2 separate regions of the Homo sapiens genome follow, and region 2 is linked to region 1. Evidence: chromatin loops called from intact Hi-C (ENCODE). Cell type or tissue: PC-9. All regions are shown on one strand. Each heading gives the region's core, and the rest is flanking DNA. Links, peaks and the distances in the headings are about the cores only. Region 1 has its middle 46 kb from the start of PRR15. Region 2 overlaps CHN2 (chimerin 2).

Evidence for each region. Peaks named below come from ENCODE experiments on the same cell type or tissue, not always from the same donor. Only the 100,000 strongest peaks of a DNase experiment are listed, where the experiment ranks them.
Region 2: a loop joins it to region 1, with 6 times the contacts of the local background. A loop is called at or near these places in 2 of 110 quality-filtered maps.

Annotation. Positions count from the first base shown.
Region 1 is chr7:29,603,564-29,615,812 of GRCh38, reverse strand. No RefSeq gene overlaps it. Among named protein-coding and RNA genes, the nearest start is that of PRR15, 46 kb to the right of the region's middle. In PC-9, for the core only: CTCF peaks have their summits at 5,646 and 5,845 (motif pointing right); DNase peaks (open chromatin) are centred at 5,972, 6,432, 7,742 and 9,412; H3K4me3 peaks cover 1,985 bases; H3K27ac peaks cover 5,645 bases.
Region 2 is chr7:29,482,771-29,495,019 of GRCh38, reverse strand. All of the region lies in intron 7 of CHN2 (chimerin 2), which reads right to left. Among named protein-coding and RNA genes, the nearest start is that of PRR15-DT, 75 kb to the left of the region's middle. In PC-9, for the core only: no CTCF peak of the experiment used is centred there; a DNase peak (open chromatin) is centred at 5,829; H3K27ac peaks cover 997 bases.

The sequences.
Region 1 (12,249 bases), core at 2,482-10,481:
GGGCAAGAACCATGAAGATGTCTGGGACAAGAGAGTTTCAGACAGAGGGAAGGGCAAAGTGTATGCAAAGCCCCTGTGGCAGGGAGTAGTTGTATTCAAGAAGCGGTAAGAAGGCCTGGGTCGCTGACGCACCAAGTGAAGAAGGATGCAGGTGATGAAACCAGAGAGGAAGACAGAGGTAGGGCAATGGTGATGGTTGCATAGGCTGTGGAAAGAAGGACTTTGAATTTTAACTCAGCCACATGAAAGTCTACCAGAAGATTCTGAGCAGAGGAGAAATATGATTTAACTTTCCTTTTAAAAGGATCGCTCCAGCTGATATCAGAAGATAGACATCAAGGACAAAGGCAGGAGCAAAGAGATAGTTGGGAGCCTCTTGCAGTAATGTTAGGGTGGAGGTGGTGGTGGTGAAAGTGGTTGCATTCAGGTTGTATTTTGGAGATACAGAGAACTTTCTGATTGATTGGATGTGGGCAGGGATGCCAGATAAAATAAAGCACCTGTTTTTTACTTTTATTTGATAAATCTGACAACCCTAGGTGTGGGGACAGAGAAGACAGGAATCAAGAATGACTCCCATGTTTTCAGCCTGAATAAACGGAAGAATGGGGTTTCCCTTGTTAGAGAGGGAGACAATTTAGTGATGAGGGGGTGTAGTTCAAGGGCTTAATTTTAGACATGTTAAGTTTGAGATCCATTTGATAATCGTAGATGACATTTGAGGCCACAAGACCAGATGAGATCCCCTAGAAAGTGAGTATAATTACCAAAGAGAAGAGGCCCAGGAGTCTGCCAGTGTTCAGAGGAAACAGCCAAGGAGATGGAACTCACAGGCTTTCATTCATACAGCTGTTGAGCAGTAAATGAATAAATACATGTAAAGTACTTACAACGAGCACATAGGAACCATTTAATCAATGGGAACCAGCCCTGCTTCTTTCCTTTTCTCTTTCTTTATTTCATTTTTTAAGGTTTTGAGTGAGAAATAAAGCAGTGCATAATTACAAGATTTGCTAATTTAACAAACACATTGAGCATCTACTGTCTGCTAAGTACTGTGCTGGGTACTGGGGAAATGGCCATGACAAAATGGACAAAATTATCTGCCTCCATGGAACTTACATTCTAGGAGAAGGAAGACAGACAATCAACAAGATAATAAGTCAATTACATGGTATAGCAGGTGGAGCTGAGAACTGCAGCTGCAAACAGAGTGCTGGGGCAGTGGGTAAGGAGGAACCATTTTAAATCTGATGTTCCTGAGAGGAACTGCTGAGATGCAAAAGTGAGGGAGAAGATCACATGGAGGACTAGAAGTCCCGGCTGGGGGAACAGCAAGTGCAAAGGCCCTGGGGTGGAGGCCTGCCTGGGCTGTCCAAGGTAGAGCAAGTAGGAGAGTGACTTGATTAGGGATAGTGGAGGGGAAGAGCAGCAGGCAGTGGGGTCAGAGTGATAGCCATGTGGATCCTGTGTGGCCTTGTAGGCATTGTCATGACTTTGGCTTTTACTCCCAGGGAGATAGGAGCCAGTGAAGGCTGACTGACCTTTACCCAATTCTCATTTTATAAGAATTTTTGTTGGCCGGGCATGGTGGCTCACGCCTGTAGTCCCAGCACTTTGAGAGGCTGAGTTGGGTGGATCACTTGAGGTCAGGAGTTCGAGATGAGCCTGGCCAACATGGTGAACCCCATCTCTACAAAAAAAAAAAAAAAAAAATGAGTCAGGCACGGTGCCTGTAATCCCAGCTACTTAGGAGACTGAGGCAGGAGAATCACTTGAACCCGGGAGGCAGAGTTTGCAGTGAGCCAAGATCGCGCCACTGCACTCCAGCCAGATCAACAGTGAGAAGCTGCAGAAAAAAAAAAAAAAAGAATTTTTGTCATCTGCCAAACTTATTTGTGAGAAAACACTAAAAGCAGAAAGAATGCTAGTTATATTCAAGGTCACTAAAAGCGAACACTGGAGAACAATTTGGAATGACTCAGCATTAGGAATTTAAAAATTCATTCATTTCTTCATTCAACAGGCATTTATTGCCCAGGAAACAAAAACAGGTCTTACAACATTGTCTAAGAAAAGTAACTGGCACCAAGATTAAATGCTTAATATTTATGTGACAATTATAATGCTATGCCCTGGATTAATGTCAACTTACAGAAATACTGCCCAAATAGGAATTCCAGAGTTCAATTTACAGATGAGGAAACTGAGGCCAGAAATAATAGACAACTTCCTCGAGATCAATGGTGGAGAAAGTGGTGCTAGTGTCTCCATGGCCACAGAGGGATCTATAGACCACCAAATACCTCTCTTTCTTTCTGTACCTCCATTAGCACCTGATAACAGTGCTGGGTAAAATAATATGGCGGAACTAAAAAAGTACAGGCAGATTCCCACAATGTTCTGCTACTAAGAGAAAAGCTCATGAGAATAGGCTATACCCTCCCTTCTTCCCTTTGTATCCAAATGCAGAAAGTGGTCTCTGCGGGAATTCAACCCCATTGTCATTGCTCCACTGACCCATTCAGCTGCCTGGGTCTGTGCAACTCAAGGTGTGTCCCGCTCAGCTGCCAATATTATGGAAAAGCTGCTCAGCCTGGGACAAGGGATTTAACTCCCTGGCCTCATGTTTTGTATCCTGAAAATGAGAAGCTTAAAATGAATACATGATCTCTGAGGATCTTTTCAGCTTGGAAATGTTAGGATTCTGATGAGATAGTTGCTTGAGATTTAGTGCACAAAAGAGAAAGAGGTGAAAAACAATTGGCTCTTCTCTGTTTTCACATTATTGGCTGTGTGGCTAAAGCTGGTACCTGAAATGTAAATATTCTGTGTCTCCTGACCCTTTAAAAAAATCTCTCTCTCTCTCTTCTTTAACCTCTCTCCTTTTTAATGTCTTTTGTTTTCTCTGATTCACAGTCAACTTTGGATTTCTATTAAACTTTTAAAAGGCTTGAGCCAATCTTTCTTGTAAATTGTGGTGGCCAGGGGGCAGCGTGGGAAGAAAGAAGAGAAAAGTTCTTGTTTCCACATGAATCACCATGGAGCAGCATCTGTCCTCAATTTTGGCAAAGCAAATTAAAGGGGAAAAGAGTTCTTATTCACTGGGAGAAAACAGAGACAGCAAAGCCCAGAAGCTTCTCTTTGGTCAGCCTCTCAATTGTATTCCCCCCTCTTTGCTGTCCTCCCAAGGGCTAGACATCCAACACTCCTACCGAGGTTCTCATGACATTGACAGTTTAGCTGGAAACCCAAGACCCACTCCTACTTTCCTGTGGGATTTCTCACTGCCTTCCCATGAACTGTCCATCCTGCAGCCCATGAGGGCGTGTCAGACCCAGAGAGAATAAGAGAAGGCCATGCAGCAGATGCCAGGCAACATGTCTGCTCCCAGTGGCCCCCAGTGGCTGGGCTTGGCCAGCCAGGCTGTGAAATCAGAGACAGCCCAGCCCTCCAGAGCACAGAGACTCCCGGCCACTCTGACTTCATTATCATGCAACTAGGGCACCGGGGCCTTGCCAGGGGCTGCTGCAAGCAAGTTTGCTTAGGGAGACAGCTGGAAAGATGGATACCATGGGCTTCTTTGTTCTCTTTGTTTCTTTTCATTTTGTCTTCTCTCTCAGCATCTCTTTCTGTCTTTTTTCCCTTCCTCACTTTCTCTTATCTTCCTTTTTCTCTGCATTTCCCCTTCTCTTTCTTCCTCCAACCTACGACTCTCTCACTTCTCTCCCTCCACATTTTCCCCATCTCTCCTTTCTCTATTCCCTCTTCCCTTTCTCTTTCTTTCTCTCTCTTACCTTTTCCTTACATGGAGGGTTTACCAAAGAGTTGCTCAAGGATTTATTAATCAGCTGCTGATGCACCAGGTGACCAGGTGGATGAACCCATCTCAATGAATTTTCAACATGGACACTTAGCAATCGTTGCCTGGAAGATTGAAGGAGTTGCAAAACATTTTCTTGATGTTTGTTCCTGCAAAAAACATTAAAAATAATAACTCAGCTGAACTCATGAGTCAGTTGAATTACTGTCTTTGGGTTTTCTCTCTGTCATTGTCTGTTTGTCTCTCTCTATTAATCTTTTTCTCTCAACTTCTCTGTCTCTCATACCCTAGTGAGAAATTAGAGAGCATCATTTCAAGTGTCAGTTAATCTGAAGTGAAGCATTATGGGATTATTAATAAACCAGGACTGAATTTCACTGAGATTTAGAAAGAGGAAGTTACCCAGTAACCTCCATTTCATTACATATCAAAGTGTTTTCTACTTTGGTAGAAGAGAAGTGACCTCTCTCTTCACTCAGGTAGGGAGTCCCAGAAAACCAGAGCCCCAGTGAAGTCCATCTAGAGGAATTTTTCACACGACCAACAGATAAATTTTCTTTCCAAGTAAAGCCAAGTGCTGGGTCCAGGGTGCTAGGCTATCAACACAAGCACAATGAGGAAGACTTCTCTTCCCCTCATAGCAGGAAAGAGGACAGCCATAAATATGTCCTGTGGGGTCTAGCAGGGCCCCTGTGAGGCTAGATGTGAGAAAGAACCCTTTCTGTGCCTCCCAGGGCCTGGTTGGCAGCTGCGCAGAAGGCTACTTCTCCTCAGGGCCACAGAGAGACGGGCCCTGAGGCAAAAGCCTTTGAGAGACCTTCATGGCAACCTGGAAGTTCACAGAATCCATTCTTAACCTCTTTCTTACACTCAGGCCAGGCCTCTGGCCCAGTGATTCTCACATTTAGTTCAAAGACCACTAGACTCCACCTGTACATCCGGGTGAGGGTCTTCTGAGGGAACTTCTGGTTTTGTTTATGTGGATTTACACAAGAGTCTTCTGTTGTCTAAGTTTAATAAACTTCAATGCTATTTCATCTAAAGCAGCCTATCTTTTTTTGGTTATTTTTTGGTAAATGTTGACATTTAATTGACTTCAATAATCTCAAAAACCACAATGGTGGAGGTGGTATTTTCTTTTCACTGTTGATGGAAAAAAGAGCTGAACACAGCTGGGTGCGGTGGCTCATACCTGTAATCCCAGCCCTTTGGAAGGCCAAGGCAGGTGGATCACCTGAGGTCAGGAGTTCAAGACCAGCCTGACCAAGATGGCAGAACCCTGTCTCTACTAAAAATACAAAAAATTAGCTGGGCATGGTGGCGGGCATCTGTAATCCCAGCTACTCAGGAGGCTGAGGCAGGAGAATTGCTTGAATCTGGGAGGCAGAGGTTGCAGTGAGCCAACATCATGCCACCGCACTCCAGCCTGGGCAATAGAGTGAGACTCCGCCTCTCCAAAAAAAAAAAAAAAAGAGCTGAACACAATTCTGGGACCAGAAATGTCAACACTCTTTCCACTTAAAAAATGAAGTATTAGGGAGATACTGTATTTATTATAAACAGATGTGGATCTTATACATTCTGTCAATTTTAACTGTGGAAATAGAAGTCCATCTATCTAAAACATGCACTACTGTCCAACTTTAAATTTATGAAACCTTTCTCTTACATCATTTCTGAACATCTTGGCATCTACTCAAAATCATGAGAAAGTATTACTCCTGCTAAATTCTGGTGTCCAAATTGTACAAACTGCATCTCTGTAGCTTTCTAGTTTCCTTCGTGTGTGTTGTGGAAAGAGTACTATTAATAGCTTTGGAGCAAGGGTTAGAATCCCAGTCCCACTCATTATTTCATCCCTCGGTGCCTCACTCCAGGGAGATTACAATATGTGAGGATTCAACAAGATCATGACAAAACACTTTGCAGGGCACAGGGACTGCCATGCCATGGAAGAAGAATATATTTACAAAACCAAACATTACCTTCCTCTGTGCGTTCGATGACCTGGGCTGCAGACCTTACTCTAGCAAACCGCTAGGTGGCACTAATTTGGGGACTCCTTCCTTTGCCGCCTAAAAGCATCCTGGAATTTACCACCATTCCGTCTCCTCAACGCTTGCCTAAGTGTTGGTGACTCAATCTGTGGATTCCACTCCAATTGGCTTAAGCCCAGTCATTTTGGGATGAATAATTGGCACTGCCATTACTCTAGGAACAAGGCACACATTCCATCTAGACCTGCAGGATAAGTAATACGGAATGTAGTCCGTGGAAAGAGACAGGTACAAAGAAGAGGAAAGAGACAAGGAGAGTGAAAGACAAGCAAAAAAGGAAGGATCCCTCCGAAGAGAGAGACTGAGTGATGGTCAGAGAAGGACAGAATAAAAGCATGATGGGGAAAAGGAAAGGGGAAGTGGGTTAATATTCAACTAAAAAAGGAGGGCTTTATTTTAATTTCTCATGCTAAGGAGCAAACAAACAAAAACACTGAAAGAGAGACTGCCTTTCCTTTGCAAACCAAGAGGCTTTGAGGGCTGTGTCCACAGAGCAGGTGAAGGCACCAGCTGCCCAGCTTGTGAATGCCAGAGATAAACAAACCACACCCAGTTGCCTTTCAACTATCCAAGATACCGTCTCCTCCCTGCGTTGCGGAGGTCGGATGACTGAGAACACAGCCTAGGGTCACTAAAAGGTCTGGAGTATGAGGGAAGGTACCCGTCCTTATTGTTCTTCACTCTGAAAATGCTGAGGCAGAAGCGATTCATGGGACATGAGAACTTTTTAGGCTCAAGGTTAATTCTTCAAGATAGTGAGCTGTCTGTCTCTGGGAAGATACAGACCAAGGATAGGACTGCCTGTTAGGATTCTAGGGGAGGAAGCCTGCCCTGAACCGAGCAAGAGGGTCTCCCAGACCGTCAGGGTCCTTTCTGAAGCCACCTTGTTTCCTATAAATATAAAAAACAGACCCAGCTGTGACAAGCTTCCTGGCTGTCTTTACCCACACCCCATCCACTTGGTGGTCTGAACTCGGGGCTGCAGGTAGGTACAGGAAGAAGAGGCTGTGGCCACTTAAGGTACGAAATAAACATTCCTGCCTTTTAAGCCAACACCTGCAGATTTCACCTCCTCAGTACTGGGGTGGAGAGGAGAGGTTAGGCATTCACTGCATGGGCCACAGAGGGCAAAAACTGAAAAGAAGTCAACCTTCCGAGAACTCGCCACTTTGAGAATATGATACCCTTGCAACCACCTAACTAAATATCTGCCATTAACTCAGTCTAAAAGCATGAAGTACTGTATTCTCCTGAGATTGGGGGAAAATACGCCTCACTGTACCAGTGCGTGAATAATCAAAGTGCTCCTTTCGTTCCCCATTATTCTCCCCTTTCTATTGATGTTGTTGTTTTCGTGTGTATTCATTGTCTCAAAAGCCTGATAACTCATTGTTTTAGAATGTTTGTTAAGGAGCCAGAAGCTAGACAGTCTGGGTCTGAATATTAACCTTGTGGCCTTGGGTAACTGACAATCTCTCCTAACTTCAGTTCCTTCATCTGTTAGGTGGAGCCAAGTTAGGTACGTACCTCAGAGAGCACCTGTATAAAAGAGGTGAGATCACATAAAGAGCTTAGTCCAGGGCCTGACACCATGCTATTAGTGATACAATTATGATATAAAAAACTTCTTTTGCATTTCTGCAATAATTCAGGTGGAGCCTGGCCCACGGACATGTGAATTAGTTCATGTGCTTTCTTGCAGAGGTTAATTTACTATTAGTTTTGAAGAGCAATTTGCAAAGCCAAGATGAGAAATTGTTTAGTGTGATAAAGACTGACTCAAGACCTACAAAAAGTGCTGAGTGAGTTGGAAGCTGAAGCACACACAAGAAAAGAAACAACTGCCAGCTCATAGTCACAGTCACCAGCAAAGCCCGAGGCATGCAAGTTTGCTTTACAATTGCCCTATGCTAAGTAGCCAACCTCTCGAAGAAAAGTTACTCAGCAGGAACTCTGATACCACCATATCACAGTAGCCTGGGACGAATTGAAAAGATCTCACACAGATTACCAGTCAGGTAATTCTTTGAAGAAAATGACCAAACTTTAAGTCCATTTTTGCACTAGTTCCCACATTAAAATATAATCTCATTTTAGAAGGCTTTAGATGATGCTTTATAAGTTGATTTGGAAACGGAGTTCATGTTTCATCTTCTGGTCCAACCGAAGACAACTCCAGAAAATACTTGCTGGTGGCCAACCTCCAGTTGGTTCTCGCTCTTTCAAACTTATTGAAGATATTCCCCACGCTGTCGAGACAGCAGAACCCATTTTATTTTTAGTGCGCAGAAATTCTTTCACTGTCAAAATGTTTCATGGACACCAACATGACGTGTGGTTTGTAGTTTTCCAGCAATTCTAGTTCTCTTGTCAGAACCACTTCTTTCCCCTGTGTTAGCATGGGTCCTTTGAGGGAGCAGGACCCATGAAACTGGGCAAAGCCAATCACCAATCCTATTCCTCTGGTCACAATGATTGACTCAGAGATGGCCAAATGACCTGTTTGTAACCACGGAGACAGAATGAGACTTTGCTGAGAAGCCTGGGAAAGAGTCAGGCTGCCTTCTGCTGTCCAGGTGATAGAGTTGAGAGCTAGAAGCTTCTGCAGCCTCTCTCTAAACCTAGAAAAGAGCTGCTCTGTGGAAGCTGAGCTGAGAGACGGAGAAAGTTCCCAGTGCATCACTAGAGCCATGTCTTTCCCTAGACTTTTCATTTAAATGAAATAATCACCTTTTCATGTGTGAATCCAGTTTGAGTTGGGGTTTCTACCACTTGCCACTACGATATCAACACCTGCCACACAGGATTGTTGTGTAGATGTAATAAGAAATGAAAGAATCCACAAGGAAACACCTAGCACAGCGCCTGGTTTAGGGATGTGCTATGAGCCCCACCCATCTGTGCCAGCAGCGGCAGCCCCAGGAGCGGTCTCACTAGGATGTGAGCTAGGATGCTCAAGGAAAAGCACCAAGCTAGGTCTGAAGGTCTGAAGGTTTGGGAAGGGCATAGAGACCTGCAGAAGAGGAGAAAAAAGGGATGGGAGTTTCAGGCATGAATGTATAACACACACTTGGGGTACACTGAATAGACAGACCAGTGAATAGAATGAGGACTCATGGACAGGAAAATGGTCAACCAGCTGGCCAGGCCGAGGTCTGGATTACTGCAGATCTAGGGTGCAGCTAAAGAGCTTGGACTTTTCCTGTAAGACACAGAGAAATATTGCTGCCTGACTTGACCTGACATATCAGCATTAATCTGACACTTCCCTGGCTACACTCAATGACTTGTCAGAGAGTACATTTCCGAGGCTCCTGCAGTGATGAAGGCCAGACATAGCCCAGGCCTGACCCAGAGAGAGGGCAGTGGATGGAGGGAGAGGCCAGCCTTGGTGCAAATGCTGTGTTCTCACACTGTGCACGTAGTTCGGCTCATGACCTCTTCTGTGCAGGGGATGAAATACTAGCCTTGAAACACCAGATCCCTTATTAGCCTTTGTCCCTGGGCAAGAAGAATGGAGATTCCAGGGCATTTGCTTTGTTTGGCTTGTTGAGTGATTATCAGTTTTCTGTTTCTGTTCTCTCACCACACCCTCTGACTCACCCTGTGTGCTATAGGCGTGGACTTCTTTTCAGAGCTTTATAGCAAATTTCTTTTTCTTCTGCAAATATCTCTTTTTAAATAATGCATTCAACATAATTATAAAAACACTCTTCTGATGTGAAAAATTCTCCACATATGCAGATAAGAAGGGCTTATTTTGAAAAGAAGTCCAAAGCTAGGAACATACAGGCAAGTGTTTTGAATTATAAGAATTGATATGGTTAATTTCATGTGTCAACTTGGGTGGGCCATAGTACCTGGATCTTTGGTCAAACATCACAGGTGTTTCTACGCAGGTATTTTTTGGATGGGACTCTGAGTAAAGCAGATTACCATCCATAATGTGGCTGTACCTTATCCAGTCAGTTGAAGGCCTTAAGAAAAAAGATTGACCTCCTGCTAAAAGGAGAGAATTTTGTCAGCAGACTGCTTTTGGATTTAAGCTACAGCTCTTCTCTGGGCCTTCTGCCTGCCAGTTCGCGCTGCAGAATTTGGACTTAACAGCTGCCATGCTCATGTAAACCAATTCTTTAAAATAAATCTCTTTATCCCTGCATATTTATACACACACATACATGCTATTGATTCTGTTTCTCTGGAAATCCCTAATACAAGGATAAATTTTTAAAAATTCCTACAAGCATTTTGGTTGGGAAATCAATGACTCAAACAGCCCTACCCCCACCAAAAAGTAGGAATAACAGAATATAGAGTTCTCTTTGCCATCCTTAATTGTGATTTTTGCTTTCTTTTTGACACTTGTTATGTAAGAGATTTTTGTCAATTTCCAAGAATAGCTTTTCAAATTTAAAATTTATTTCTTTATTTATAATTTTCTAGTATTAGAGAATGTAGACTGTATGCTTTCTGCTTTATGAAAATTTTAAGAATTTTTCTTATGGACTCATAGAAGTCTCACTGTTACCACAATTTTTGTAATGTCTCATAAATAGTTGAATGAATAGTATATTCTCTCTTTGTAGGGTAGGGACTTTGATAGGATAGAAAATTCTATACATCTACTAGATTATTGAAATACTCAATAACCTTTTTTTATTTGTCTAGTAAACTGTCAGATATGGAAAGTGATATAGTGAAATAACCTCCATAATAGTCATCCTCTGATTTCTCATGCATATGAACTATTTGGCTTTATACATGTTGGTACTGTATAAAGATACAGATAAAGTATATATAGATAAAGATTCTTGGATACAGGGGCATATTTTTCTATAATATAATATAATTTAATAATGTTAATATGACCCTACTTCATATTTTTTTTACTTGAATTAGATCTTGTTTAGAATTAATATAACCTCCTCCATGTAGTTAACTTTGTTCTCTAAAAAATTTTGCTTTGCTTTCTTCTGTTTCATTTTGTTTCAAGCCTCTTATAAGCAGTAACTGTGATTGCATTTTAAAAGTCTTTGTTATTTAACTCTCAGACTTTAATCCATTTATACTTATTCTTGCAATTAGTATGATTAGTTTTATTTCTTTTTTATGCTTTCTGTTATTTAGACTTCTTTATTCTTTATGGTTGTTTTTCTATATAAACTATATTTTGTTTTTAATATAAAAATTAACATTTAAAAATTATAGTAGTTTTAGCAATATTATTTAATCCATAGTTTTTTGAATCATTAATTCCATTTGAAATGATGTTTTTGACACCGTCTCTATTGAGACACACCATTTTGTACCTTTCTACTTCACTATACCTTCTCCTTCATGTTTTCTGTGTTTATATGATCGGCCTCTCACCCCAAGCCACTGTGTGTGTGTGCCTTGTGTTCCAACCCCGGGAGTGCCCTTGGGATGCTTTCCACTCCTGTTCTCCATCTACTCCATCAGTGGGCTCTCATAGCACCTCTTACTTTCCTTCATAGCATTTATCACAGTTTTTAAAAATTACACATCCATTTGATTAATACGTATATACCCTATGAGGGCAGATACCATGTCTGGATTGCTTACCATGGTAACTCCAGCTCTAGGCAGAGTAGCAGGCACATCAGACAACAAACTAATATTTGTTGGGTTCATGAATAAAGAAATGAGTGAATAACTGCTTATGGAAGCATAAATTGGCCAACATCCTGAAAAACTACACAGCACAATATATCAGGAGACTTAAAGATTGCATATTTCTGCATACAAAATCATACTCTTAGGAGTCTGTCACGGCGAAATCATCAGAAACAGGCACAATGATTTGTGTATAGTTGTTTATGAAAATGTTTTAAAAATCATTATTTCTTTTTTTGTATGCTTTCAGAAGTAATCATGCTCACTATAAAACATTCAAATAGGGCCCTGCATGGTGGTTCACGCCTGTAATCCCAGTGCTTTGGGAGGCCAAGGTGGGAAGATTGCTTGGGTCCAGGAGTCCAAGACCAGCTTGAGTAATGTAGCAAGATCCTGTCTCTACAAATTTTTTTTTTAACTTAGTGAAACATGGCGGCACACACCTGTAGTTCTAGCTACTTGGGAGGCTGAAGCAGGAGGATCACTTGAGCCCAGGAGTTCCAGGCTGCAGTGAGCTATGATTATGCCACTGTACTCCAGCCTGGGCAACAAAGAGACACCCTGTCTCAAAAACAAACAAACAAAAAGCATTCAAATAGTGCATCAATATAAAATGTAAAAAGCAAAATTATATTATCATATTCAAGATATAGCTATTATTAATTGATTGGTATAATTTTCTCCAAATAGTTTTCCTTGCATATATTGACATTATTATAAGAATTTTTATAGTAG
Region 2 (12,249 bases), core at 1,500-9,499, 120 kb after region 1:
AAGTCATAAACCTCTATTAACAAAAGAAATGTAGACAATTTTTTTTTTTTTTTTTTTTTTTTTTTTTTTACAAACTGCTTTTATTTAACAAAAAAGCAGGATGATGAGTGTGGTCACAATTTGGAAAGGTGTTCATCCGAGTTCTGCTTAAGAAAAAAAGAGCCTCAGTTTGAGTTCTTTATTCATACATGTTAGTAATTGGGTGTACATAAAGAGGCAAACAAAATGGATCTGGATCTCTTCTAAGGAAACCAATGAGTAAAAGCAGAGAAAGATGATAAGCTAGTTAATAAATAAAAAAGAGCAACTTATAACTCTGTAATAAAGCGAAGTTATAGTAGTCTTTCTGGTATTTCAGTTTATCATATGCAAACTGCCTATTATATAGTTCCTGCTTTGAAAATGATGCCAAAAATTTCTCAACATTTTTCTAGGGAATGACCCTAAGAAATGACAAAGCATTTTTTAACAGGAATGCAGAGAATTCATCCCAGAAGGACTTACAGGGCCAAATGTCATAATTCACTTAGAGGCCTACCAAGATTGAATGCAGTACTAAAAGAGTTCCTCAGTAAAGTATCCTATCTAAAGTTGGACATTTTCTAAATTCAGCAATCATACATTTCTTAATATTTTACTAGAAATGCTCTTAATTATGGCAGCAAAGTCAATTGTTAATCTGCTGTGAAGATCAATTAAATATAATAAAATAATATGTAAAATGCAACTCCAGAAAAAAAAAAGTATAAAAAGGGCTACAGAAGAAAAAAAGATGAGGCTGCTACTAGAGAGACCAAGTGGGGCCCAACCTTAACCAGAATGGTCAGGAAAGCCTCTTTTGGAAGGTGACCAGATGTAAAAGAAGAGCCAGTTCTCTTCCACAGGGAAAGAGAAAGGGACAGAGATCATTCCCAGCAGAAGGAATATATGGAGGCCTTGCGGGAGCAAAAGAACTTGGTGTGGTGAAGGAACTAGATGGCCAGGGTGGCCAGAACACCAAAAGTTGCGGGGAGAGGAATTGGAGTGAAGCTGAAGGTAGGATAGGAAAAGTTACACAGGGCCTTAAAGGCTTTATTCATGAGTGTGGATTTTGTTTCAATCTAAGTACAGTAGGAAGTTCTTGGAGGACTTCACATAGATTTTTTTAAAAGATTATTCTGACAACTGTGTTGAAAATGAATGAGAGGGTGTTAATAGTGGAATAGATATGAAAACTATGTTGTAGTCTAGTTGAACAATGACAGAGCCTAACACCTGGATGCTGGCAGTGGAGATGGAAAGTGGAAGAATTTGAGGTATATTTTGAAGACAGAATTTATAGGACCTGACAGTAGAAGTGTGGGCCTTTGAGGGAGACAGGAGTCAAGAATGACTCTGAGATTCTAGCTTAGGAACTAGGTAAATGATGATACCATTTGCTGAGATGGGAAAGACACTCTTCTGGGGAGAAAGTGAAGAATTCCATTTTAGATGGGTTAGGGTTAAATGCTGCTATGATATCCAAGTGTTAGTGTCAAGCAGGAACTCATAGTTTGAGAGGTCAGAGGAGGAGCAAAGACCAGAGGTATAAATTTCACCATCTATGATGAATAGATGATATTTAAAATTGTGTGAATGAACAAAAAGTATGGTCATGCATCACTTAATGATGGAGCTACATTCTGAGAAAAGCATCCTTGGGTGATTTCATCATTGAGGGGGATCATCATAGAGCGTACTTGCACAAACCTAGATGGTAGGGCCTACTACACATCTAGGGTATATGGTATAGCCTATTGCTCCTAGGCTACAGACCTCTACAGCATGTCACTTTACTAAATACTGTAGGCAACTGTAACATAACAGTAAGTATTTATGTACCTGAACATATCTAAACATAGAAAAGGTACAGTAAAAATACAGTATAAAGGATAAAAAATGGTACACTTACATAGGGAAGCTCCATTATAATCTTATGGGTTCACCATGATATATGTGGTTCATTCTTGACCTAAATATTGTTATATAGCACATGATTATATTAAAGGTAGGGAGCAGAAAACAAAAGAGAGCTCATCCCTGAGCACTCAGTGTTCAAACATTTAGAGAAAACCAACAAAGTGTTCCAGAAGCCAAGAGGTGAAGAATGTTTTAGGGAATGAATGGTCAATTATGTTGAATGCTGATAAGAGGTTCAATGAAATAAGTACTAAATATTGACTCAGATACATGGAAGTCATTAGCAACCTTAGCAACAGCAATCTCTTTGGATGGCTGAGGGTAGAAGTAAGACTCAACTGAACTGAAGAAGGTAAGGAAGTAGAGAAATATGTGGGTACCTCCTCTATCAGGAAGGCTGGCTATGATGTTCAACAGAGACAGAGGATAGCTCAAGGGAGATGTGGAGTCAAGGAAGGACTTTTTTAAAAGATGGGAAACACCAAGGCAAGTTGACTTGTTGATGAACTTGATACAATAGGTAAGAGACTGGAAATGCAGAAGAGAGAAAAGATAAGCAAAGGAGTGATGATCCTCAGAAGTTGAGAAATGATGGAGTTTAGGGTATCTGTGGAAGCAATATATATTTAAGGAGAAGAACAGTTGAGATCTTTCCAGAATTCGTAGTGAGACACAAAATATTCAGATTAAAAAAAAGCTAAATGAAACTCAAATCAGATAAATAAAAATAATCTGTATCTATGCCATTATACTGAAATTGCAGAATACCAAAAGACAAAGCAAAATCCTAAAACAACAACAACAACAAAAACCAAAACAGGTTATCTTTGAAAGGGGAGAAATAGGTAAAAATAGAGTTTTCTTCAGCAGGAAGACATGAATAGATTATTGAATAATTTCATCAAAGTGCTCTGACAAAAATACTGCCAACCTAACTTTTACACCCAGCTAATTATCATCTAAGAGTAAGGGTGAAATAAAGATATTTTCAGACAAATGTCAAGAGTTTCCAATCACAGATGATCACTTGAAGAAATACTAAAGGATATACTTCAGTGAGAAGCAAATTGAATCTAGGAGGAAGGATTTCCAGAAGCAGTGGTGAGCAAGAAAACTGGTAAGTGTGGGTCAATCTAATCATGCCCTATTTGCATACAACAATAACAAGATGACTAACTGTAGGGGACTTAAACATGGGGTAAAAAAATGACATGGAAGTTTGAAGGGGATGAAGAAGTCTAAAGTTCTCTTAATTTGGGAAATGTAAGAAGAGCTACTAATTAACTGAAGAATATTTGAAGTCAATTATGCATGTATTAAATTTTTGATAATTTAAAAAAGGGTGGGATGAAATCCATTAATCAAAAAGAATATATGGCTGGGTGTGGTAGCTCATGCCTGTAATCCCAGTGCTTTGGGAGGTCAAGGTAGGAGGATCACTTGAGGCCAGGTAGAGACCAGCCTGGGCAACATAGTGAGACTCCATCTCTAAAAAGAGTTTGAAATTTAGCTGGGCATAGTAGCACATGCCTGTAGTCCTAGCTACTCAGGAGACTGACATGGGAGGATGGCTTGAGCCCAGGTGTCCAGGGCTAAAATGAGCTATGATGGCGCCACTGTGCTCCAACCTGGACAACAGACTGAGATTGTCTCTCTCTCTCACACACACACAAATACATAAGGGAAAAAGAAATATAGGTTTAATTAAACCAATAAAAAGCAGGGAAGGAGAAAAAAGATGCAATAGAAAAGTACAGTGATTGTAGAAAAAATCCTTATACAACTCTAATCAGAATAAGTGGCTCTAATTCATCACAAAAAAAGATTTTTAGATAACATTTTAAAAATCCTTTCAAGAAACACAACTAAAACATAACATGAGAGAAATGTAAGAAAGAAAGCCATACCCAGCAAACTAGCCAATAGAAACCCAAAATAGAGCAAATATATATATTTGCATTATTAGTGATAGAGATAATAGAGATTTATTTTTACCAGAAGTATATAATTTTGAGCTTTTATATGACAATATGGTCTCAAAAATATAAAGCGAAATTGAAAGACTTACAAAGATAAATTGACAAATCCACAATCATAATGATTTTGACATCTTTCACAGAAACTAGTAGATCAAATAGCTAAAGTTGATCTATGAATACGAAAGGGATCTCATATCCAGCCATTCAAAGAACACACACACTTTTCAAAACCACTTGGAATATTCGTATCAATTGACCACAAATTAAGCTTCAACATATACAAAAAACTGATACCATACATACCATATTCTGAATATAATATAATAACATTTCAAATAGAGAGCCAAAGCCCAGTATGTTTGGTACAGTACATTTGGTACCAGTAGTATACACTGGAAAGACAAGAAACCAAATCACACATATATGGATACTTGGTATATCTCAGAAGTGGCATTACAAATTAATGGGGGAAGGATGTCAGACAGATGAATTATATCCTATTTTCATCTTATTTCCACCTTTCCAGCAACTCATTATTCACTCGTTTGTTTGATATTTACATGCTGATTGCCTGCTTTGAACTTGGCCCTGTACTAGTCCTTGGATATACAAAGTTGAAATAGATCAGAGGAATAAGAACTGCCTGCACTCAAGGATCTCATTATCTACAAGAATAAACAGGCAATTATGTGTCAGGTGATACAGCAGAACACGTAGGAGATCCTATGGTAGTATAATGGAGAGAATAATAAATTCTTCCTAGAAGTCTGCGGAAGGGGATATTGAACTGGGCTTTGAAGGATGGATAGGAATTCACCAGCCTGGGAAAGATTGAGCAGGTGGGGAAGTGATGGTGTTGACTGGAGAGCAGATGACTTGAGGAAGACATTTACAGAAGAGAAAACAGCATAACCAAAGGCCAATGAAGGTGGGCTTAGGTTTTGAAAGGCATTCTTTTCTGGCAAATGGTGTTTCAAAAAAAAAAAAAAAAGGAATGACATCACGTTGGTCTCTGAAACATCTTGAGTGGATGAAATAACCTCATCTTAAATATCCCTATATCTTGGGGTAAAAATGAAAATGCAATATTTAGAAATTAAGTGAGTGGCTACATGTTTACTACACGTGGACAGAATGCATATTGACAAAATATAAACTGGCCTATTGTTTCAGGAAAAACAGGATAGGCTAATCACAGATTTTCTAAAATTTCACTTTTTTTGCCAATATTTTTAAAAATAATTGAGCACATCAGGATTGCATTTTAATGCTTATTATCACTGTCCATATTTACCAACATCCTTTCCCAACAAGTATCCCTACTGCCTTTGATCTGTTCTGTCCAGCCAAATAAATGCATAGACGTCTCGAAGAGCAAGTAGCACCCAGTGTCCCCACACAGTCCCCAAAAAATAAAACAAAATGAGAATAGAGCAAGGATGTAAAGTGAAACATTATTTTAGGCCCATTGCCTACTTTCCTTTTTGGTGATGGGCCATTGTTTATTTTCACGACCGATATATTGTTCAATTTTCTTTTGGATCCACAAGGACAATCTCTAGACAGAAGGCTACGTGTAAATGCTGAGGGCATGCTCTGAGCCCATTTTATTTGGCTTCTACTTATTATGTCTACTCTTTCATTGAAATATACCGTATCTTAAAATTCACTGGTCGGCTTTTTCCATTTTCTGAAGTTCACTGATTTGCAAGAATATCTTTTTAGAGAAAGAACAGTTTGAAAACTTGAGGGCAGTAACTAAAATATTCTAGACAGGAAGAAAATACTCCAGACAGGAAGAATGTCTGTCCAAGACTATTACACTAGGCACGGTCTGCCTGGAATTCAAAAACCACACCAAACAAAAAAGATGATATTACACGAGATAAGGTATGTTTGACAAATGGCCCAGGAATGGCTACTTTGCAAAAACAAGAGCAAGAAGAGTCATCCAGAAAGATCTCAGGCATTTAGCAAGTATCTCTCAACACAGCTCTTTCTAAATGAACAGGATGTTATTTGTCTCATAGCTGCTGAATCTGGAAGGCAGTATTCTCTGGTGGTTTTATACCAGATATGTTTTGATGGGTCAATGTAGACACCACCCAGATGTATTAATATCAGCTCAGCCTGGGATCGAAACTGTAAGAAGGAAAAGTACCGTTTATGACATGCTGCAGTTGAGAATTTTTGCTTTTTCTTACCAGTATACATCATGATTTCTTAGCCTCGGCACTACTGATTAACATTTTGGGCTGGAAAATTCTTTGTTGTGGGGGTCTGCCTCGTACATTGTGGGATGTTTGGCAGCATCGCTGGCCTCCACCCACTAAATGCCAGTAGCACTCCCAGCTGGGACAAATCACAAATATCTGTAGGCATTGACAAATGTCCCCCAGGGGTCAGGGGGAGGTGGGGGGGTGAAGTTTCCTTTATTGAGAAGCAGTGGTATAGATGGAAACCTTATTGCCTCAATTTGTCATTTTATTATTCATATTAAAAATCAGAATTTTATTCTTTTGCTTTGAAAAGGAATCTTCGGGTCAGAGGCAGTTTGTTTGTTTGTTTGTTTGTTTAGCTACTTTATGTTCACAGAAGAGAGAGCTAAAGTCCCTTCCAGCTACATGTGGCTGGGTTCTGGAGGTCTAGTCTAGTGTTTGCCCAGGGTTAACTGAGAGGCTGGAGGGCAGGCAGCCTATCCTGCGTCACCCAGGTCAGCAGCACAGTCAAGGCTTCCAGATCTCTGCCAAGGACTTTTCCTATAATTTACTGTATTTCCCACAACCATGTGACATTCATCTCATATGAAAAATTAGGTTAAACTTTGAACTCTCCCCTTTTGCAAGACCAGATGAAGTCCTAACCTTGAAGTGACCCTTTTCAGATGTACGAAAACACAGCAGAGGTGAATCAATCTATGACAGACACTCTGAGTTCCCTCTGAAAGGCTGGCCAAGGAGATGGGGCAGGAGAGCTGAGTTTCTCAAACCGGGCACCACAGATCCCTGGACTTCTCATTAGCAGCTGCCCTAGTTTAAGATAGGATTGCATTTCTAAAATATTGATTGTCTCAAAGCTTTCTGGGAGTCTCCCCACTGCATAAAGTAAGATGTCCTCATGCTACTTAACTTTGATCAGGTTTATGAGCACATCGACACCCACATCCTTTTGACACTTCCCTGCTCAAAAACCTCGAGTGGCTCCCCATTGCCAGTAGTGAGGTTTCTCAGTCTCAGCACTACTGGCATTTAGGGCTGCACAACTCTTTGTTGTGGTGGCCTGTCCTGGACGTTTAGTAGCACACCTGGCCTCTACTGGATGCCTCTGGAGGAAGGAGAGGGAGAAGGAGAGACAGAGGAAGGAAGAGATAATGAAAGTAGGGAGGGAAAGGAAGGAGGGAGGGGGAGAGAAAGAGGGAGGGAGTTAGAAGGAGAAAAAGAAGAAAGGAGGGAGGGAAGGAGGAAGAGAGGGAGAAACTGGCTCCAGGTATACTCCCAGTTCCTGTTTCCACCCGTCCCTGAGTTCTGAGTATTCCCTGGAGGCTTTATGAGACCATCCTGTATAATAGTCTATTTAGCTTAAGATAGTTTCCAGGGGTTATATTACTTGAAAACAAGGACTTTGTAATCATTATAATGTGGAGCAGGCTGAATTAGGAGGTAGACAAAAACAACTCCTCTTCATAGCACTCTGGGAGCAGAAACAACATTTTTTTAATAAAGCCATATATTTCCAAACCTGTTTATTCCAGTCTCACTTTGAGTCCCTCATTTTATATTTAAGGTGATGAGTTTTGCCTTTGTTTTGAATTTTCTTTCCAGACTTGTTTCTGGCAAAACAGCCTTTTCTGATTATTAACTTAAAAAACAAAACAAAACAAACAAACAAAAAAAAAACAAAACAAGCCCCCAACCATTCTGAAGCCAATTTCTGCCTGTGTCAATTTGCAGGTGCAATATCCAGCCATCCCTGTTCTCCAGGCACAGAAGTAGCATCAGATGGACAGAAAAGGGTGATAGACACCTGGGAGCTTGATAAGAAGGCAAGGCAGACAAAATGCTGGGAATGACACGAAGGGCTGACACACTTTTATGAGGTCAAGGGGGAAGAGGAAGAGAGAGGGGCTTGCATGCGGGAAGCAAAAAGTCTTCTTCCAAAGCAAATGACCACTAGACTGAGAAGAATGCAAAAATGAATGAAAGGCCTAGAAATCATCAAGGAGCCTCAAATCCAAACTGGGAGGTGGTGGTGCTGCCACGTCCTGGACAGGTGTTTTAGTGGGAGCGTGGGGACATATTCTTAGCTTCTTGAACTTCTAGTCCTGGCCTCCAGGATAGCACGGGGTGGGGGTTGCATGTTGAGAAGGAGCATGCTACAAGAGCACACGCGATGGGGTGTGCCATGGGAACGGGGTGCTCCTGGTGCATCCTCAGTCTGTCAGCAGAGTGGGGGACATATAAGAGTAAGTAGGGCAACCATTTCCCCTACGTCCTGATGGGATGCTTTTGAAAGGCGCCACACAGGACAGCTGTAGTGAACTGGGACAGATCCCTCCTCCCCCTTACCCGCCCGCTCCCATGGATCAGACACGGGGTAGCACTGCACAGTCACCATCCCTGGCAAATGGGGATTGAGAGCTGGCCCGACACATCCTGATAGGGCCTCCATCTCTCCTGCGCCATCTGATGACCCTGGCAAGGGCCCACTCCGTGGAAGGACTCTAGTACAATGAACACAGGTGCATACAACACACAAGCCGCACAAGAGGGCAAACTGCAGGGCAGGGAGTGAGGAGAGGGCTCCGAAAGCTCAACTGTAGGGAGATACGGTCCCCTGCTTTCTGCCAACGTGAATGAACAGCTTGTGGGCCAGGACTTGTTCTAGACACTGGGGTTTCTGCAGTCAATAAAACAGACAAAAATCCCCACTCCACGAACCCTCTCTCCCCACCCCCTCCCATCGGGAGTTTCCCTCTGGTAAGGGGAAGGCAGGCAAACACACACATAAATATGTACGATGTCAGCTGGTGATCAGCGCTAGGGAGAAAAGGGAAGCTGGTACAGGCTGGGCAGGAGGTGGAAGGGGGGTGGAAAGGGAGTGGGGAACACACAGTGAGGGGGGTTAGAACTTTCTGGGCCTCTGCTCTCCATCCATATTCCATATCGGGAAGAAGGAAGGGTATCCTGGAAGTGCATGGGGGTGGGAGAGAATTTGGCAGGAAAGAGTGATGCAGATCCCCATGCAGACTGGAGAGGCTGGGAACAGAAGCAGCAGGCTGAGTGGGGGAAGGGCCTGCTCAGGAGACTCTGATGGCTCCAGGGCCCAGGAATCATCATCTTTCCACCATCTGGCCCACCCCAACTGATGATTTAAATGTGATGGACTCCTTTCTGTCCCCGAGGTCTCTCCCCTGCACCTTATTCGCTCCTGGCACATTTCTGACTCCAAGTTCTCACTCCTGTTGTTTGCATAGCCCGGGTGCTCTTTCTTTCCCCTGTATAACCATCCTTGATCTATTTATCTACTTGGGCTTCAGCCAACTTTCCACCTACCCACGAGGATTCTTGGTTAAGGCTGAGAGAACAACCACACTGTCTCTTACACAGGATCTCCAGCACTAGGGAGCCCCCTCCTCTTTGAATGCTCACAGAAGCTTGTCTTTTACTCCTGTTTTTTTATACATCACCACAGGGTCAGCTTCAGGGCGCATGTGACCTGCGCTGTTGCACAGAGCCCTGTCCTTAGCATGGTTTAATGTGCTGCTGTCATAGTTTTGAAAGTCTCAATTTTTTTTTTTAACAAGAACCTCATATTTTCATTTTATACTAGGTCTCACACATTACCTGCCCAGTCCTGCATAATCAATCACACATATTAGTGTGAACTAATAGCTACATCATAAATTTGATTATAAAGTATAACACATACTCTGAATATGAACCAGCTACAGCAAATAGACACTTTCAACTTGCTACTAAAAATGGAAGCTCACCAGCTATTTTAAAGTTTTTTTGGTGCCTCTTTTAATGAAGAAATGCTTGGTAAAGATAAGAGACAAAGAATAACTAAGTTTCACCACTTTCTATCAGAGCAATGAAGCACTGATAAGAAAAATCCATGAAAACTTTTCTTTACAGATGTTAAAATCAATAGCCATGGAAATCAGCAGTTATGCCTGGACCAAGGGGTTGACACTTAGGAGCAATTAGATTACATCTAAAGACCTTTTTTCATGGACATAAAAATCTTTAATGAAACTGTAAACTTTAACATTACTGACAATGCATCCTTTAGGGTGAGGCTAGAGATCCTTCCTATTGAGGGTTCCTGAAAATGTCAATTACAGTTCCTATAACGGGTTGCATCGTATATCCCCCGAAAGGTGTGCTTCACTCCTAACCCTGGGTCACTGTGCATATGACCTTATTTGGAAATAGGGTCTTTGAAGATATAATTAAGACGACATCATACTGGATTAGTATGGGCCCTAAATCCCATGGCTGGCAACCTTATAAGAAGATGACAGATATACAGAGACATACAGAGAAGGCTATATGAAGATGGAGGCAGAGATTGGAGTGGTGTGTCTACAAGACAAAGAACGCCAAGGACTGCCGCAACCACAAGAAGCTAGGAGAGAGCTGCAGGGCAGTTTCTCTTTCAGAGCCTCCAGAAGGACCCAACCCTGCCCATACCTTGATTTCAGACTTCCCAGCCTTCAAAACCACCAGCAAATAAATCTGTGTTGTTTTAAGCCACCAAGTTTGTGGTCATTTGTTATGACAGCTTTAATAGAAAGTACTTTTTAAAAGCTAGGAGAAAAATGTGTGAAATCTAAATCTAAATCATCTAAGTCATCCATTTACTTTTTAAACAAACGAGGGGTATAAACCAGTATTGGCTACAGGATGGAATACATTCAAGGAAATAACCATCAGGCTTTATTTCATTTTCTCTTACATATAATTAATGAGAGAAGAAGAAAGAGATGGTAGAAAAGAGACAAAAGAAAAAAAGCCATGAAGAAGAGAGGGTAGAAAATAAAAGACTGAAAAAGCTAGATACAAAAATACAAGTGAGAGGCACAAAAAGATAATAATAGATGCTAACATCAAATGAATACTTACTGGGTGCCAGAGACCACGATAAGTGACTCGCATGTATTCTTTAAACCTCCCAACACTCCCATTTTATAGATGAGGGAACTGAGGCAGAGAGAGCTGAGCTCTTTGGAAGAACATGGTGTGGCCAGGAGTACTATGCGGGCTAAAGCTACCTCAGCACTGTGCTAAGTGTGGGCAGGAAGCCGAGCAAGCCGACTGCCGGGCCTCTGGGGTTGGCTGGCCTGAAGATTTTCAGAGCTCAGCCATAAGGTATTATTAGGGTGGACCATTCAAAAGAGAGCTGTTCCAGTTACAGCAGAGTGCCTCCTTAAATCAACTAGATAAACAGAGATGCAGTTATAAAATGAGCTAAATAACCGAGTGGTTTTTCTCTTGACAAACAGTTTTCATTTTAGAGAGGAGTCTGTTAATTTCACCATTCCTCCAACAAATACGTCTCAGTGCCTAGTAGGTACAAGTAACCCTAGGAAATCCAGGCTTTAAATAAGCAAAGATTGCATCAGCACACAGTGTTGAAAAGTATACAATTATTGCATGCGATGAGGTGCCAACTGTCCTTTGGTTCCCAAAGCTTTTGTTCTCAGAGCCGAATTTTACTTTGCTTAGACAAGCTTTGTTTGAGAAGCAAAGGCAGTGACTGTGAGCTTTCTGAGAGAATAGAGCGCAAGGTCCCAACTTAGGGAATGTTGGGGGTTTCTATTCATTCCTCTTGACAAAGTTCCTGGGCAGAGCAAAGGAAAGGGCTTTTTACCTGGGGTAATAGTTCTGACTGGGGCAAACAATCTTGTTATGGGGTAAGAAGAGAAACTCTACTGGCAAATTTGAATGTCAGGTAGGAGGCCTCTAGAAAAAAGTGCAGGCCGGGCGCGGTGGCTCACGCCTGTAATCCTAGCACTTTGGGAGGCCGAGACGGGCGGATCACGAGGTCAGGAGATCGAGACCATCTTGGCTAACACGGTGAAACCCCGTTTCTACTAAAAATACAAAAAATTAGCCGGGTGTGTTGGCGGGCGCCTGTAGTCCCAGCTACTTGGGAGGCTGAGGCAGGAGAATGGCATGAACCCGGGAGGCGGAGCTTGCAGTGAGCCGAGATCGCGCCACTGCACTCCAACCTGGGAGACACAGCGAGACTCCGTCTCAAAAAAAAAAAAAAAAAAAAAAAAAAAAAAAAAAAAAAAAAAGAAAAAAGTGCAGACAGCACCTAGCAA